Regions from separate parts of the Homo sapiens genome. Here region 2 is linked to region 1. Evidence: read pairs that join two places in POLR2A ChIA-PET (ENCODE). Cell type or tissue: HepG2. All regions are shown on one strand. Each heading gives the region's core, and the rest is flanking DNA. Links, peaks and the distances in the headings are about the cores only. Region 1 overlaps PIGL (phosphatidylinositol glycan anchor biosynthesis class L). Region 2 overlaps PIGL (phosphatidylinositol glycan anchor biosynthesis class L).

What was found. ChIA-PET counts read pairs that join two places held together with the same protein. Peaks named below come from ENCODE experiments on the same cell type or tissue, not always from the same donor. Only the 100,000 strongest peaks of a DNase experiment are listed, where the experiment ranks them.
Region 2: POLR2A ChIA-PET joins it to region 1 with 5 read pairs; 11 of 35 experiments call an interaction of 5 or more read pairs at or near these places.

The regions. Positions count from the first base shown.
Region 1 is chr17:16,293,316-16,301,258 of GRCh38, forward strand. PIGL (phosphatidylinositol glycan anchor biosynthesis class L) reads left to right here. Exons shown (of 7, transcript NM_004278.4): 3 at 6,573-6,663. Among named protein-coding and RNA genes, the nearest start is that of MIR1288, 15 kb to the left of the region's middle. In HepG2, for the core only: no CTCF peak of the experiment used is centred there; DNase peaks (open chromatin) are centred at 3,906, 4,446, 4,956, 5,246 and 1 weaker place.
Region 2 is chr17:16,243,152-16,251,094 of GRCh38, forward strand. The region is part of intron 2 of PIGL (phosphatidylinositol glycan anchor biosynthesis class L); the gene reads left to right. Among named protein-coding and RNA genes, the nearest start is that of PIGL, 30 kb to the left of the region's middle. In HepG2, for the core only: no CTCF peak of the experiment used is centred there; a DNase peak (open chromatin) is centred at 4,220.

The DNA of each region.
Region 1 (7,943 bases), core at 1,965-6,964:
AGATCCAGTCCATCCTGGCTAACACGGTGAAACCCCGTCTCTACTAAAAATCCAAAAACAAACTTAGCCGGGTGTGGTGGCGGGCGCCTGTAGTCCCAGCTACTCGGGTGGCTGAGGCAGGAGAATGGCGTGAAGCCAGGAGGCGGAGGTTGCAGTGAGCCGAGATCGCACCACTGCACTCCAGCCTGGGTGACAGAAGGAGACTCCGTCTCAAAAAAGAAAAAAAAATTGCAATCTTTCAAACATCTTGCTTACATGCATCAGCCCCCAGTGGCTGGTATAATTCCCTTTGGTTCATCCAAATATAGAGTACTTCTGTCAAGCAACTAGTGCTTGTTAAACCCCCTAACACACTTCCTTGCATAGGGTAGAAGCACAATTACTTATTGTTTATTTATTTTAAAAAATTGTTCATTGACTTGAGTTGTACCATGTACCACCTAAGAAATAGAAGAATAAGGCACAGGCCTAGTCTTATATTTTAAGTTTAGCTAAAGAGACACACAAAACAACAGAAAATAATAGAATACTATTCAAATCAGGTACGAAGTGGGGTAGTCTAAGCTATAGTTGGTAGAGGAGTTCAGTGAAGGTTTCTAAATACAAGGAAGGTGTGTAGTAAAGAATTTGGCCTTGTCCAATGAGAGATCTGGTCTCTCATTGGCTTTTGGGAGGTTATCTGTGTCATACCTGATAGCAGTGTCTTTGCTCTGTGAGGGAAGCTCACTTGGAGAAAGGCTCACAGGAACAGGTGTTGCTCCACGCCTTTCTTTTAGTGGCTCCACCCCCTGATAGTGGGTGAGATCAATCATTTGCTTATGACACAGTCCTAGACTTAAGAGTTGGAAGGACTCTCAGGCAGTCATCAGGTGCATCCCAGAATTATTTTATCTTTACTGATGATGCAGCTCCTGCCAGGTCACATGGAAAGCAGGGGAGCTAGAACTCGGGTTCTGTGTCATCCTACCCCATGTTCTCTCTGCCACATCACATTGCCTGCTCGTGACACTGGACCACTGTAATCATGGACGGTACTCTGTCCCTGAGCTTCTGGGGTGAAACTGGCTATTAACCCTTGCCATGTCTCCCTTCCCTGAGCCTTGAATCCTGCTTGCCCTGTGGTGCCCCCATGTCCCCCAGTACGGTTCTCCCCGCTGCCCTCTATAACCAAGCACCTGGCAGGTTATTGCTTTTCCATAAAGCTGGAAAACTCTTAGACAGTGAGAGGCAGGTGGCCAGACTGCTGCTGTCCTTTGAAGGTTTAGGGCCAAGACTGAGCAGCAATTGAAAGTATCCATTGAACACCTGCTGTGAGTAAGACATCGCCTCTATCTTAAGCCTTTGCTCTATTCCAATGGAAACTACAGTTTCCAGGCTCCCATGTCCATTGGCTTCTGGAGGGGTTTGACCAGTAGATGGCAATGATGGATGACTAGGAGGTAGCAGAGGGAAGAACCAGGTATTTCCCCCATCCTCCACCCTAAGTGGCATGTCCATCAGCAGGTTGGTGTTTTCCCTGACATCTAGCTAGTTCTCCTGACATCTAGTTCCCACCACTGCTCCCCTTCCATGGCTCTGCTGTCCCCTATCTTAGAGGTGGTGGTGCCCTTCTGCTGTGGCCAGTCTCTGCGTTGTTTCACTGTTTCCTGTTTGGCCTCTCAGCTCTTCCCATACAGTGGGTAAACAGGTCTCTATATTAAATTCCTTCTGAAATACCTGGTGGTCTCCATTTTCTTGGTTAGACCTTGACTGATTAATGGCTCATGTAACATCCGTCCATCGGGGGACTTATGATAGGTTGGAGAGTCAAGAATTAAATATATGCAGCCTGTAATCCCAGCACTTTGGGAGGCTGAGGCGGGCGGATCATCTGAGGTCAGGAGTTCTAGACCAGCCTGGCCAACATGGTGAAACCCTGTCTGTACTGAAAATACAAAAACTAGCCAGGCATGGTGGCGCACGCCTGTAATCCCGATTACTGACAGGCTGAGGCAGGAGAATCGCTTGAACCCAGGTGGCGGAGGTTGCAGTGAGCTGAGATCATGCCACTGCACTCCAACCTAGGTGACAGAGCAAGACTCCGTCTCAAAAAAAAAAAAAAAAGTATATATATATATGTATGTAAAATACTAGTAAAATAAAATGTAGAGATTCCATACATGTACTAAAAATCACTGAGTTATTAGCTGGGCTTGGTGGCTCACACCTGTAATCTCAGCTACTTGGGAGGCTGAGGTGGGAGGATCACTTGAGCCTGGAAGTCAAGGCTCCAGTGAGCTGTGATTGTACCACCGCATTCCAGCCTGGGTGACAGAGCAAGACTCTGTCTCAAAAAAATAAATTATCAGCCAGGTGTGGTGGCTCACGCCTGTACTCCCAGCACTTTGGGAGGCCAAGGTGGGTGGATCACGAGGTCAGGAGTTTGAGACCAGCCTGGCCAATATGGTGAAACCCTGTCTCTACTAAAAATACAAAATTAGCTGGGCATGGTGGCACATGCCTGTAATCCCAGCTACTCGGGAAGCTGAGGCAAGAGAATCACTTGAACCGGGGAGGCAGAGGTTGCAGTGAGCTAGGATGGTGCCATTGCATTCCAGCCTAGGCAACAAGACCGAAACACCATCTCAAAAATAAATAAATAAAATAAAATATTCAGGAGAAAAAATGAAAAATGAAGAGTGAGTAGATTAGACTAGTGATCTCCAAACATTTTTATCACACTCCCCTAATGGCAAGAAACAACATTTGAGCTTGCACCTCCATATTTATGTACTTATTTATTCAAACTGTGTACATGTTAAACCCTGTTGGTATATGATGCCTTATAAAATAGCTACAAAATATAAATGTAAACAGAAAAACAGGTAAATAGAAGTCCTGGTGATTCATTGCTTTACCTCAATGAGTCATCTTACACATCTCCTGTGGTGCCTACCCCACTTTGAAATCATAAACCGCTTGTAGAAGTGGCCATCAAAGAGCTCTGCAAGGGACTGCAAGAAAGAAGGACTGGGGGCCAGGTGCAGTGGCTCACACCTGTAATCCCAGCACTTTGGGAGACTGAGGTGGGCGGATCACAAGGTCAGGAGTTTGAGACCAGCCTGGCCAATATGGTGAAACCCCGTCTTTACTAAAAATACAAAAATTAGCTGAGCATGGTGGCAGGTGTCTGTAGTCCCAGCTACTGGGGAGGCTGAGGCAGGAGAATCCCTTGAACCTGGGAGGCGGAGGTTGCAGTGAGCTGAGATTGCTCCACTGCACTCCAGCCTGGGCAACAGAGTGAGACTCCATCTCAAAAAAAAAAAAGAAAAAAGAAAGAAAGACTGGGGAGTTCTTTCTTTTTTTTTTAAAGGAGGGTTTAAATTAGGCTAATGCAGCAATAACAGCCACACTTTTGATGTTTACACATTTCTTTACAGTTCTTGAAGTCTCGCTCTGTTGCCCAGGCTGGAGTGCAGTGGCACGGTCTCGGCTGACTGCAAGCTCCACCTCCCAGGTTCACACCACTCTCCTGCCTCAGCCTCCCAAGTAGCTGGGACTACAGGCGCCCGCCACCACGCCCGGCTAATTTTTTTTTTGTATTTTTAGTAGAGATGGGGTTTCACCGTGTTAGCCAGGATGGTCTCAATCTCCTGACCTCGTGATCCGCCCGCCTCGGCCTCCCAAAGTGCTGGGATTACAGGCGTGAGCCACCGTTCCGGCCCTTTTTACAGTTCTTAAATGCTTTCTGACCTGTGTTATCTCATTGACTCTTTCAAATAATGAGAAAGGAAGTGAATCAAAATAGGAGATAGATTGGGGAAAACTTGAACGTGTGACCAAGAGGAGTTTGGACTTGATCATAAAAGTAATGATGCTTTATCAGATGTGTCACATCACAGAGCAGATATTTACAGTCCAAAGTCCCTCCCTAAATGATTGGCCTCACCCACAATGACTGGGTGGAGCCACCGAAAGAAAGGCATGGAGCAACACTTCTTCCTGCATCGCCCCTCAAAAGAGCAGATCCCAGTTCTCTGAAGATAAATGGAAGGCAGCCATGAACTTCCCCCTCTTTGAGGTTTATCTTTCAGCACCTTAGCACCTCAGAACAACAGAGAATTAGTAGGCTTAGCCTACTATCCTCCTATCCTTTCTCTCGTGTGCTAAAGTTCCATACAATATTACTGGTGTATTCCCTCTCCAAAATGATGCCTTAATACATTTATGTGAACCTCTCAGCCAGGAGTATGTATGTAGCTATTGTCATTCCAAGACATTTTCTCTGTTCCCATTGTCCATTTCTCCTTCAGCTGCGTGAGCTCAGGGGCTTATGTTTTACACACTATATTCAGCTCCATTTCCAGGAAACAAAACTGAACTTTGTCCTGATCCCGCTTTATCCCTTTCTCCTGATCCTGTCCCTCACCTGCTGAGCTGTCTGTCCTGCTCACTGCAGGAGCACTATGAGAACCACGTGGAGTGGCCGACAGGATAGGGCTTTGAAAAGTACAAAGCTGCCCTCTGTAGAAAACACCCTAAAGCAGAGGTTCCCAACCCCCAGGCTGCAGACCAGTACAGGTCCGTGGCCTGTTAGGAACCAGGCAGCACAGCAGGAGGTGAGTGACGGGCAAGCAAGCATTACTGCCTGAGCTCTGCCTCCTGTCAGATCAGCAGTGGAATTAGATTCTCATAGGACTGCAAACCTTATTTTGAACTCCGCGTGCGAGGGATCTAGGTTGCACGCCCCTATGAGGATCTAATGCCCCCCACCCCTGTCCATGGAAAAACTATCTTCCATGAAACTGGTCCCTGGTGCCAGAAAGGTTGGGGACCACTGCCATAAGGGGTTGGCAGATGAACCAGCTGAAGCAAAGGAAACAATTACATTATTTATTGCTGAGGCTCATGTTGTTTTTGTGCTGAAAAACCTCCAGTGACTCTCCTTTGCCCAAAGTCCGAAAGGGGGCCAGTTAATGACCTTTGTCCATAGGGAGGTGATAACAGCCTGCCTGGTAGGGAGCAGAGCCCATGTCCTCTCAGTAGCATTATGGGTGTTGCTGTAGGACCTGACCCAAAGAGAGATAGGTATCAGTTTATAAGATTATGAATAATATTTTCAAAAAAGGGGGCCAAGATGAGGCCTTAGTCTCATATCAGGTGACACCATAGATCAAAGCACAGAAAAGAGACAGGAAGGATTTCAGCAGGTTGGAGAAGGAGATAGGCCTGTGATGTGGCCAGGTGGAGACACAGATAAGTTGAAGTTTATTCTGGTAAAGACCTTTGTACCTGACATGCAGCAAGTCCCAGTCCTGATGGAGGGAGGATGTAGCCAGCTCCCTAGTGCTAAAGCATTTTGGCTTTGCAGGCAAAAACCTGCATTCAAAATCTAACTATAACAGCCTTGCAAACAAGCTACTTAACTTCATCGGTAAAGGCTCTGTCAAAGGCCAGGTGCAGTGGCTCACGCCTGTAATCCCAGCACTTTGGGAGGCTGAGGTGGGCAGATCACCTGAGGTCAGGAGTTCAAGACCAGCCTGGCCAACTTGGTGACACCCTGTCTCTACTAAAAATACAAAAATTAGCTGGGTGTGGTGGCGGGTGCCTGTAATCCCAGCTACTTGGGAGGCTGAGCAGGAGAACCATTCGAACCCAGGAGATGGAGGTTACAGTGAGCTGAGATCATGCCATTACATTCCAGCCTGGGTGACAGAGCGAGACTCTGACTCGGGAAAAATACATAAATAAATAAATACAAAAATTAGCTGGGTGTGGTGGCACGTACCTGTAATCCCAGCTACTCAGGAGACTGAGGTGGGAGAATTGCTTGAACCCGGGAGGTGGAGGTTGCGGTGAGCCGAGATTGTGCCACTGTACTCCAGCCTAGGCGACAGAGCAGTAATCCCAGCACTTTGGGAGGCCAAGGTTGGGCCAATCACCTGAGGTCAGGAGTTCAAGACCAGGCTGGCCAACATGGCGAAACCCCATCTCTACTAAAAATACAAAAATTAGCTGGGCGTGGTGGTGGGTGCCTGTAATCCCAGCTACTCAGGAGGCTGAGGCAGGAACCCCGGAGGCAAAGGTTGTAGTGAGCCGAGATCTCACCATTGCACTCCAGCCTGGGTGACAGAGGGAGACTCCATCTCAAAAAGAAAAAAACAAAACAAAACAAAAAAAACCTCTGTCAAAAGATGTTCATGAGGTTAATGAAGTAACATATCTTTGTACTTTTTATTAAAGTACTATTACTAATATTCTCATAAAGTGCATATCATCATGCCTTGTGCTCAAGTTCATTTTTAACACATTTGTCTCCCCAACTTGTGGACAGAGCCTTGTCTCATTGATGTTGTTTCTTACCCTCAGCAACAAGCATAAAGCTCCAAAAGTGTGTTGTGTGGAATTATGCATTAATTTCTAGTTGTTTCATGTTTGTAAATCTCACCTTAACTGAAATCTGCTGAAGCTTAAGGGCAGGGACCCTTACCCCCAATGTAACTATCATAAAACTGGGCATGCACCTACTGGAGCTTAGGGAGAAGGTTGTGCCTGATTAGAAAAGGTGTTCAAGTTGTGCTTCTCTCTTGTAGGGATTTCCCAGATGACCCAGGCATGCAGTGGGACACAGAGCACGTGGCCAGAGTCCTCCTTCAGCACATAGAAGTGAATGGCATCAATCTGGTAAGGGGGCAGCTCCCTGAATGGAAAACCTGAGGTCTTGGTCCCATTCACACCAGGTGGTTTCTGTAATTTTTTCTGTGGCCACCCTCCCACTTCCAGTCCTTCTCCAGGGCCACTCTCTAAGGAGGCCAGAACTTCCAATGCTCACCATTAAACCTACTGAAGAACAAACACACCTTTTGATATCTTTACGATCTTGTGTGAGACTGAATAACTAAATTATCAGTGCTCAGATAGAGGCAGAAGTTTTTTCTAAACTGTGTCCTCCTTAACACCCTCAAGCCCCCGCCTTTGTCCTGCCATCTAAAAATTCAGGTCCCCCAGAGCCTGCCCAGTGATTCTCATTTATACAGAACTTGACCTCACCTTTTACCAAGCATTTTCACAGAGTATCATTTTAACTTTAAAAGTAAAATTTGTGACTGGGTGTGGTGGCTCATGCCTGTAATCCCAGCACATCGGGAGGCCGAGTTGGACGGATCACCTGAAGTCAGGAGTTCCAGACCAGCCTGGCCAGCATGGTGAAACCCCATCTCTATTAAAAATACAAAAATTAGCCGGGCGTGGTGGCATGTGCCTGTATCCCAGCTACTTGGGAGGCTGAGGCTCGAGAATCGCTTGAACTTGGGAGGCAGAGGTTGCAATGCGCAAAGATTGTGTTACTGCACTCCAGCCTGGGTGGCAGAGTGAGACTCTGTCTCAGAAAAAAAAAAAAAAAGTAAAATTATCAGTTTACATTGAAGAAACTGAGGTTTTGCAGAGGCCAAGCAGCTTGTCCAAGGTAAACAAGTGGTGGTGAAGCCAGGATTTTTAAGCATTGATTTCTTCATTCCAAAAAACATGAGAATGCATTCATACCCACTAAGGAAGAAAATTTTTGATGCAATTAGAGCAATAGCAGAGATTTGTATTTACTGCAATGGTGGACAAGCCTAGCAACACCAGTCTCAGCTCTTCTAGGATCAGCAGGACTGCTTAGCCCATAGTCAATTTTAAAGCTGCCAAGGAGGCTTACTGTCTACCACTCAAAAAATATATAATAATCCTTCATGAGGTAATATCTAAAATTCCACATTTAAAGCCTCACCATTTGGCTTAAGTTTTGATTAAGTTCTCATGAAAACATGAATCCTGCTGGCAGAGAAACATATTAGGCTTTTTTTTTTAATTTTTTTTTTTTAAGACACAGGTTCTCCCTCTGTTGCCCAAGCTGGAGTGCAGTGGCTGCCTCAGCCTCCCAAGTAGCTAGAACTATAGGCACATGCCATCATGTCTGGCTA
Region 2 (7,943 bases), core at 1,306-6,305, 51 kb before region 1:
GCAATTCTCCTGCCTCAGCCTCCCAAGTAGCTAGGATCACAGGCGTGTGCCACCCACCCAGCTAATTTTTATATTTTTAGTAGAGATAGGGTTTCACCATGTTGGCCAGGCTGGTCTCGAACTGCTGACCTCAGGGGATCCACCTGCCTCGAACTCCCAAAGTGTTGGGATTACAGGCGTGAGCCACCGTTTCTGGCCTGCTGATTATTCTTTATAATATTAGGCATTGGTGGGAATTGATGTTCACTGTATTTGATTTGGGGTGGGGATCCCATTCATTTCAGTATGCTACAAAGAGATGAAGGAAAAAGTTTAGATTTATTCTTGATCTTACTTGCTTCATGGTAAACTACTGGGGTCACCACGGGAGAATTTCTTCTGTTTATACCAGTGGATTTATAGAGCCAGACTGCCCAGACTGAAACCCAAGTTTAAAGTTTTTAATTGCGTAACCTAGGCAAGTTACTGAATTCTGTTCCTAAATTTCTTCCTCCGTAAACCTCGAAAGATACATGGTTTTGAGTTAATTTGTGAAAGGAGTTATGGGTTCCTTTGTTTTCAAAGATGATATCCCACCCTCTTACTCTGTGAGTGTTGTGATTTGTTTTTTCACATTAATATTGTAACCGCCCAAGGGGTTCACCTTGCCCACTGCCTAGACAGAGCCAATTTATCCAGATGGAGAGCTGCAATGGTGAAAGAGTAATTCACGCAGAGCTGCGGGAGACCAGAGTTTTACTGTTACTCAAATCTGTCTCCCTGAGCATTCAGGCAGCAGAGTTTTTAAGCATAATGTGGTGGGTGGGGCGAAGCCAGTGAGCTGATTGGTCAGAGACGAAATCATGGGGAGTCGAAGGTCTCTTCTTGGGCTGAGTCAGTTCCTGGGTGGGGGACTACAAGATCAGATGAGCCAGTTTATTGATCTGGGTGATCCATCAAGTGCAGGGTCTGCAAAATATCTCAAGCACTGATCTTAGCAGTTTAGGGAGGGTTAGAATCTTGTGTCCTCCAGCTGCATGACTCCTAAACCATAATTTATAATCTTGGGCCTAACTCGTTAGTCCTACAAAGGCAATCTAGTCCCCAGGCAAGGAGGTCTGCTTTGGGAAAGGGCTGTTACCGTCTTTGTTTAAACTATGATCTATAAATTAAGTTTCTCCCAAAGTTAGTTCATCCTATGCCCAGGAATGAACAAGGACAGCTTGGAGGTTAGAAGCAAGATGGAGTCAGTTAAGTTAGATCTCTTTCACTGTCTCAGTCATAATTTTGCAAAGGCAATTTCAATATTAGTAATCGTGTTTTTTCTCAGGCACTCCATTTGCACAATGTCCTGCCTGTGCAGTGTCTGCTTTGGCCCAGTAATGCAAATGTTTTCGGGGACAAATCTGTTTTGGAGATCTTGGTTATTAAGATCTTTACTCTGATAGAAAGCAATGTGCATTCAGTACACTCCTCAACTTGGGATGGGGTTACATTTGGATAAACACCTCCTAAGTTGAAGGTATAAAGCGGGGAGTTTTTGGTTTTTGTTTTTTGCTTTTGAGACAGGGTCTCACTCTGTCACCCAGGTTAGAGTGCAGTGGCAGGATCATGGCTTACTGCAGCCTCCACCTCCCGGGCTCAAGTGACCCTCCTGCCTCAGTCTCCCGAGTAGCTGGGACTACAGGCACACGTCACCACATCTAGCTAATTTTTTTGGTAATTATTTTAGAGACAGGGTTTTGCCACGTTGCATAGGCTGGTTTTGAGCTCCTGAGCTCAAGCAACCCACCCACCTCAGCCTTCCAAAGTGCTGGGATTACAGGTGTGAGCCATCACACCCAGACTAGAGTGTGTTTTTTGTTGTTCTTGTTTTTTTGAGACGGAGTTTCGCTCTTGTTGCCCAGGCTGGAGTGTAATGGTGCAATCTCGGCTCACTGCAACCTCCACCTCCTGGATTCAAGCAATTTTCCTGCCTCAGCCTCCCAGGAAGCTAGGATTACAGGTGCCCACCACCACGCCCAGCTAATTTTTGTATTTTTAGTAGAGACGAGGTTTCACCACATTGGCCAGGATGGTCTCAATCTCTTGACCTCGTGATCCACCCGCCTCGGCCTCTCAAGAAGCTGGGATTACAGGCGCCTGCCACTATGCCCAGCTAAATTTTTGTATTTTTAGTAGAGACGGGATTTTGCCGTGTTGGCCAGGCTGGTCTTGAAGTCCTGAACTCAGATGATCCACCTGCCTCGGCCTTCCAAAGTGCTGGGATTACAAGCATGAGCCACTACACCCGGCCTAGAGTGTGTTTTTTACTTATGATATTTTCAGTTTAGGATGGGTTTATTGGGACGTAGCCAGATTGTAAGCCAGGGAGTATATATATATATATATATTTGAGACGGAGTCTTGCTCTATCGCCAGGCTGGAGTGCAGTGGCTAATTTTTTGTATTTTTAGTAGAGACGGGGTTTCACCATGTTGGGCAGGATGGTCTCGATCTCTTGACCTCATGATCTGCCCGCCTCAGCCCTCCAAAATGCTGAGATTACAGGTGTGAGCCACTATGCCTGGCCTATATATATATACACACATATATATATACACACACACATATATATACACACACATATATATATACATACACACACACATATATATATATATACACACACACACATATATATATATATATTTTTTTTTGAGACGGAGTCTCGGAGTCTCCCTCTGTCACCCAGGCTGGAGTGCAGTGGCACAATCTCAGCTCGCTTCAAGCTCTGCCTCCTGGGTTCACACCATTCTCCCACCTCAGCCTCCCAAGTAGCTGGGACTACAGGCACCCGCCACCTTGACCAGCTATTTTTATTTTTGTGTTTTTAGTAGAGACGGGGTTTCACCATGTTAGCCAGGATGGTCTTGATCTACTGACCTTGTGATCCACCCGCCTCGGCCTCCCAAAGTGCTGGGATTACAGGCGTGAGCCACTGCGCCCGGTCATGGCACCTATATTTTTTATATATCACATGAAGACCATGTAGCTTCAGCATCACTCCCCTACTCGTGAAATGCTATAGTAGAGGGATAGTAAGCCTATTAAAAGTAAGTACTTCAGGCCGGGTGCGGTGGCTCACACCTGTAATCCCAGCACTTTGGGAGGCAGGTGGATCACGAGGTCAAGAGATCGAGACCATCCTGGCCAACACGGTGAAACCCCGTCTCTACTAAAAATACAAAAATTAGCTGGGCATGGTGGTGCACACCTGTAGTCCCAGCTACTTGGGAGGCTGACGCAGGAGAATCGCTTGAACCCGGGAAGCGGAGGTTGCACTGAGCCGAGATTGCACCACTGCACTCTAGCCTGGCAACAGAGTGAGACTCCGTCTCAAAAAAAAAAAGTAAATACTTAAAGAAGCCAGTTTGAAGATTCAAGAAAAATGCATCTTAGTCTGCTTGGGCTCCCTTAACAAAATACCGTAGACAGTGTGGCTTAAACAATAGAAATTTATTTTCCCACATTTCTGCAGGCTAGAAGTCCAGATCAAGGTCTTTTTTTTTTTTTTTTTTTTTTTTGAGACGGAGTCTCGCTCTGTCGCCCAGGCCGGACTGCGGACTGCAGTGGCGCAATCTCGGCTCACTGCAAGCTCTGCTTCCCGGGTTCACGCCATTCTCCTGCCTCAGCCTCCCGAGTAGCTGGGACTACAGGCGCCCGCCACCGCGCCCGGCTAATTTTTTTTGTATTTTTTTAGTAGAGACGGGGTTTCACCTTGTTAGCCAGGATGGTCTCGATCTCCTGACCTCATGATCCACCCGCCTCGGCCTCCCAAAGTGCTGGGATTACAGGCGTGAGCCACCGCGCCCGGCCCAGATCAAGGTCTTGCAGGGTCACTTTCTTATGAGGACTCTCTTCCTGGCTTGCAGATGACCTTCTCGCTATGTTCTCACATGCTGGAAAGAGATTCTCTCACTCTCTCCTTCTTCCCTCCCTCTTCTTAAAAGGCTACAAGTTTTATTGGATTAAAGCCCCACTCGTATGACCTCATGTGATCTTAGTTACCTCCTAAAACCCTATCTCAAAATAGTTACAATTAGTGGTTAGGGCTTCAGCACATGAATTTGTTGAGGACACTATTCAGTTCATAGTATTCCATCCCAGACTCCCACATTCATGTCCTTATTTCATGCAAAATACATTCATCCCATCCTAACAGCCTCCAAAGTCTTAACTCATTCCAGCATTAACTCGAAAGTCCAAAGTCTCATCTAAATAGCCTCACCAGCTGTGAACCTGTGAAAACAGACAAGTTATATATTTACAAAATATAAGGAATGGAGAGGCATAGGATAGATATTTTCATTCCAAAAGGGAGAAATGGGTGACAGGCCCCAGGCAAGGCCAAAACCTAGGAAGGTAAACTCCATTAGATCTTGAGGCTTGAGAACAATCCTCTTTGGGCGGATATTCGGCCCTCCAAGCCCTCTGGAGCCTGTGGTGGGAATGGTAGTCCTTCTGATCTCTGGATAACTTTTGAGGTCATTCTTCCCTTTTCTTGAAGGACGACGCATGTTTGCAGCCAGATAGCTCTGTTGTCTGGTCCTGTAGACTCTTAAGTCCAGCAGGCTTCTTTCGTCCCACCCGATTTTTTCTTTCTCCTGGCTGTTATTGAGGTGGTTGATTACATGTGTGGTTCACACCCATGCTAATCACCTCATCAAATGGTTGTTCAGTCACACCAGAGTGCTCTCTTCAGAACAAGCTTTCTCTCTTTTTTTTTTCTTTTGGAGATGGAGTCTCACTCTGTCGCCCAGGCTGGAGTACAGTGGCACGATCTCAGCTCACTGCAACCTCTGCCTCCTGGGTTCAAGCGATTCTCCTGCCTCAGCCTCCCAAGTAGCCGGGATTACAGGCGCGCACCACCACACCTGGCTAATTTTTGTGTTTTTAGTAGAGACGGGGTTTCAGCATGTTGGTCAGGCTGGTCCTGAACTCCTGACCTCGTGATCCACCAGCCTTGGCCTCCCAAAGTGCTGGGATTACAGGCTTGAGCCACTGCGCCCAGCCTCAAGCTTTCTCATTTTTTTACAATATGGACAGGCTGAAAATTTTCCAAAACCTTTACGTTCTGGTTCCTTTTAAACGTAGCAATTTCTTCTTTATCTCTCAACTCTTACATTTTACTATAAACAGTCAAGAGGACCCAGGCCACACCTTCAAAATTTTACTTAGAATTCGCCTCAGCTAAATATCTAATTTCATCCTTCAGAAGTTCTATCTTCCACAAAACACTAGAACACAATACAGGCAGGTTCTTTGCTTCTTTATAATAGTGATCACCTTTTCTCCATTTTCCAATGTCTTATCTCATTTTTCTCTGAGACCCCATCAGAATGGCCTTAAAGACCATATTTCCACTGACATTCTGTTCATGATTGTTTATGTATTCTCTGAGAAGATGGAGGTTTTCTCTCCAGTCTCCTTTTCCTTTCCTGAGTCCTCACCAGAATCACCTTTAATGTCCATATTTCTACCAACCATTCCTTCCTGGCAGTCTAGGATTTTTCTAGCATTCACCTCAAAACTCCTCCAACCTCTACCCATTATCTAGTTCCAAAGCCACTTGCACATTTTTATGTATCTGTTACTTCACAGTACTAAAATCTGTCTTAGTCAGCTTGGGCTGCCAAAACAAAATACCATAGACTGGGTGGCTTAAACAACACAAATTTATTTTCTCAGAGTCCTGCAGACTAGAAGTCCCAGATCAAGGTCTGGCAGGGTTGGTTTCTGGTAAGGGTCCTCAGCCTGACTTGCACATGGCTGCCTTCTCACTGTGCCTCATGTGGTGGAGGGACAGAGGGAGACAGATCTCTTCCTTTTCTTATAGCACCACCAGTTCTATCAGATTAGGGCCCCACATTTATGGATTTATATAACCTCAATTGCAGTAGTCCTCCCTTATCCACAGTTTTGCTTTCTGTGGTTTCGGTTACCTGCAGTCAACTGTGGTCTAAAAATATTAAATGGAAATTCCAGAAATAAACAATTTATACATTTAAAATGTACACCATTCTGGCTGGGCACAGTGCACTCACGCCTGTAATCCCAGCAATTTGGGAGGCCGAGGCAGGTGGATCACCTGAGGTCAGGAGTTCAAGACCAGCCTGGTCAACATGGTGAAACCCTGTCTCTACTAAAAATACAAAAATTAGCTGGGCATGGTGGCGCACGCCTGTAGTCCCAGCTACTCGGGAGGCTGAGACACAAGAATCGCTTGAATCTGGTAGGAAACAAGTTGCAGTGAGCCAAGATCATGCCGTCACACTCCAGCCTGGGCAACAGAGCGACACAAAGACAAGAACAAAAACAAAACAAAACAAAACAAATAGGATTATAGATATATGAGAGGGGATTTATTAGGGGAGTTGGCCCGTGATTATGGAGGCTGAGAAGTCCCACAACAGGCCATCTGCAAGCTGGATGCCAGAAGTATGGCTCAGTCCAAGGCCGAGGGCCTGAGAAACAAGCAGGCCACTGGTATAAGCCCTAGAATCTAAAAGCCAAAGAGTCTGGAGTTCTGATGTCCAAAGACAGGAGAAGAAGAATGTATCCCAGCTTCAGGAGAGAGGAAATCACCTTTTTGCTCCATGTGGGTCCCCCACTGATTGTATTGTGCCTACCTACATTGATGGCATGTCTTCCCCTGTCAGTTCCCTGAATCACAGGCCAGTATCCTCTGGAAACCCCCTCATAAAAATGCCCAGAAATAATCCTTTACCAGTTCTCTAGATAATCCTTAATCCAGTCAAGTTGATACCTAAATTATTATTATTTTTGTGTGTGTGATGGAGTTTCACTCTTGTTGCCCAGGCTGGAGTGCAGTGACATGATTTTGGCTCACTGCAACCTCCACCTCTTGGATTCAAATGATTCTGCTGCCTCAGCCTCCCAAGTCGCTGGGATTACCGACATATGCCACCATGTCCGGCTAATTTTTGTATTTTTAGTAGAGTCAGGGTTTCCCCATGTTGGTCAGGCTGGTCTCGAACTCCTGACCTCAGGTGATCCACCTGCCTCCTTTGTCTTGCGAAGTGCTGGGATTACAGGCATGAGCCACCATGCCTGGCTGATACTTAAAATTAACCAGCACACTTACTGTGTCTAATTTATAAATTAAACTTCATCATAGTTAACATGTGTATAAGAAAAAACATAGTATATATAGGGTTCAGTACCATCTGCTATTTCAGGTATCCACTGGGGATCTTGGAACATATCATCCACAGGTAAAAGGAGGCTGCTGTACCTCCTAAAAACCTGCCTCCAAATACAGTCACATTTTGGGTTTAGGGCTTCAACCTAACATGAATTTGGAGGGATCACAGTTTAATCCATAGCAACACGCAACAGTCAGTCTTTCAGCCTCTCATCTCCTAACCCAGAAAAAGCAGAGCTTTGGAATCTTACTTTAGATTATTTAGATAAGTCAAAGAGAAGAATGAAGAGGAAGAAGAGAAAGAGAAGTTTTATAGAGGACCTGTACTCGTAACAATAACAGTAAATATAAAACTACTACTGTCAGTGCCAAAAAAATAAATATATGATCTTTCTTAATCCTCAAAATAGTCTAATTATTTTTCCCATCTTACAGAGACACAGTGGGAGGTTGAGTAATTTGCTCAAGGTCATCCAGCTAATAACTGGTAGAGCTGGCATTTGAGCTGATGCAATCTGGGTGTACAGTATATGCTTCAACCACTATTTTCCACCTACTCCATGCCTGACACATGCTTTCACAAAGGCAGTCTCATTTAATTCTTAGACTAACTGCACAAGATAGGTTTTATTTTCTTTTTTTGTTTCACAGGAAGAAACTAAAGCTCAGAGAGATTAAGAGAATCTTTGTGGTCACACGTTTAATAAATGACAATGTGAGGATTCAAAAACAGAAAGGGAGATGGAATAGATTCTGA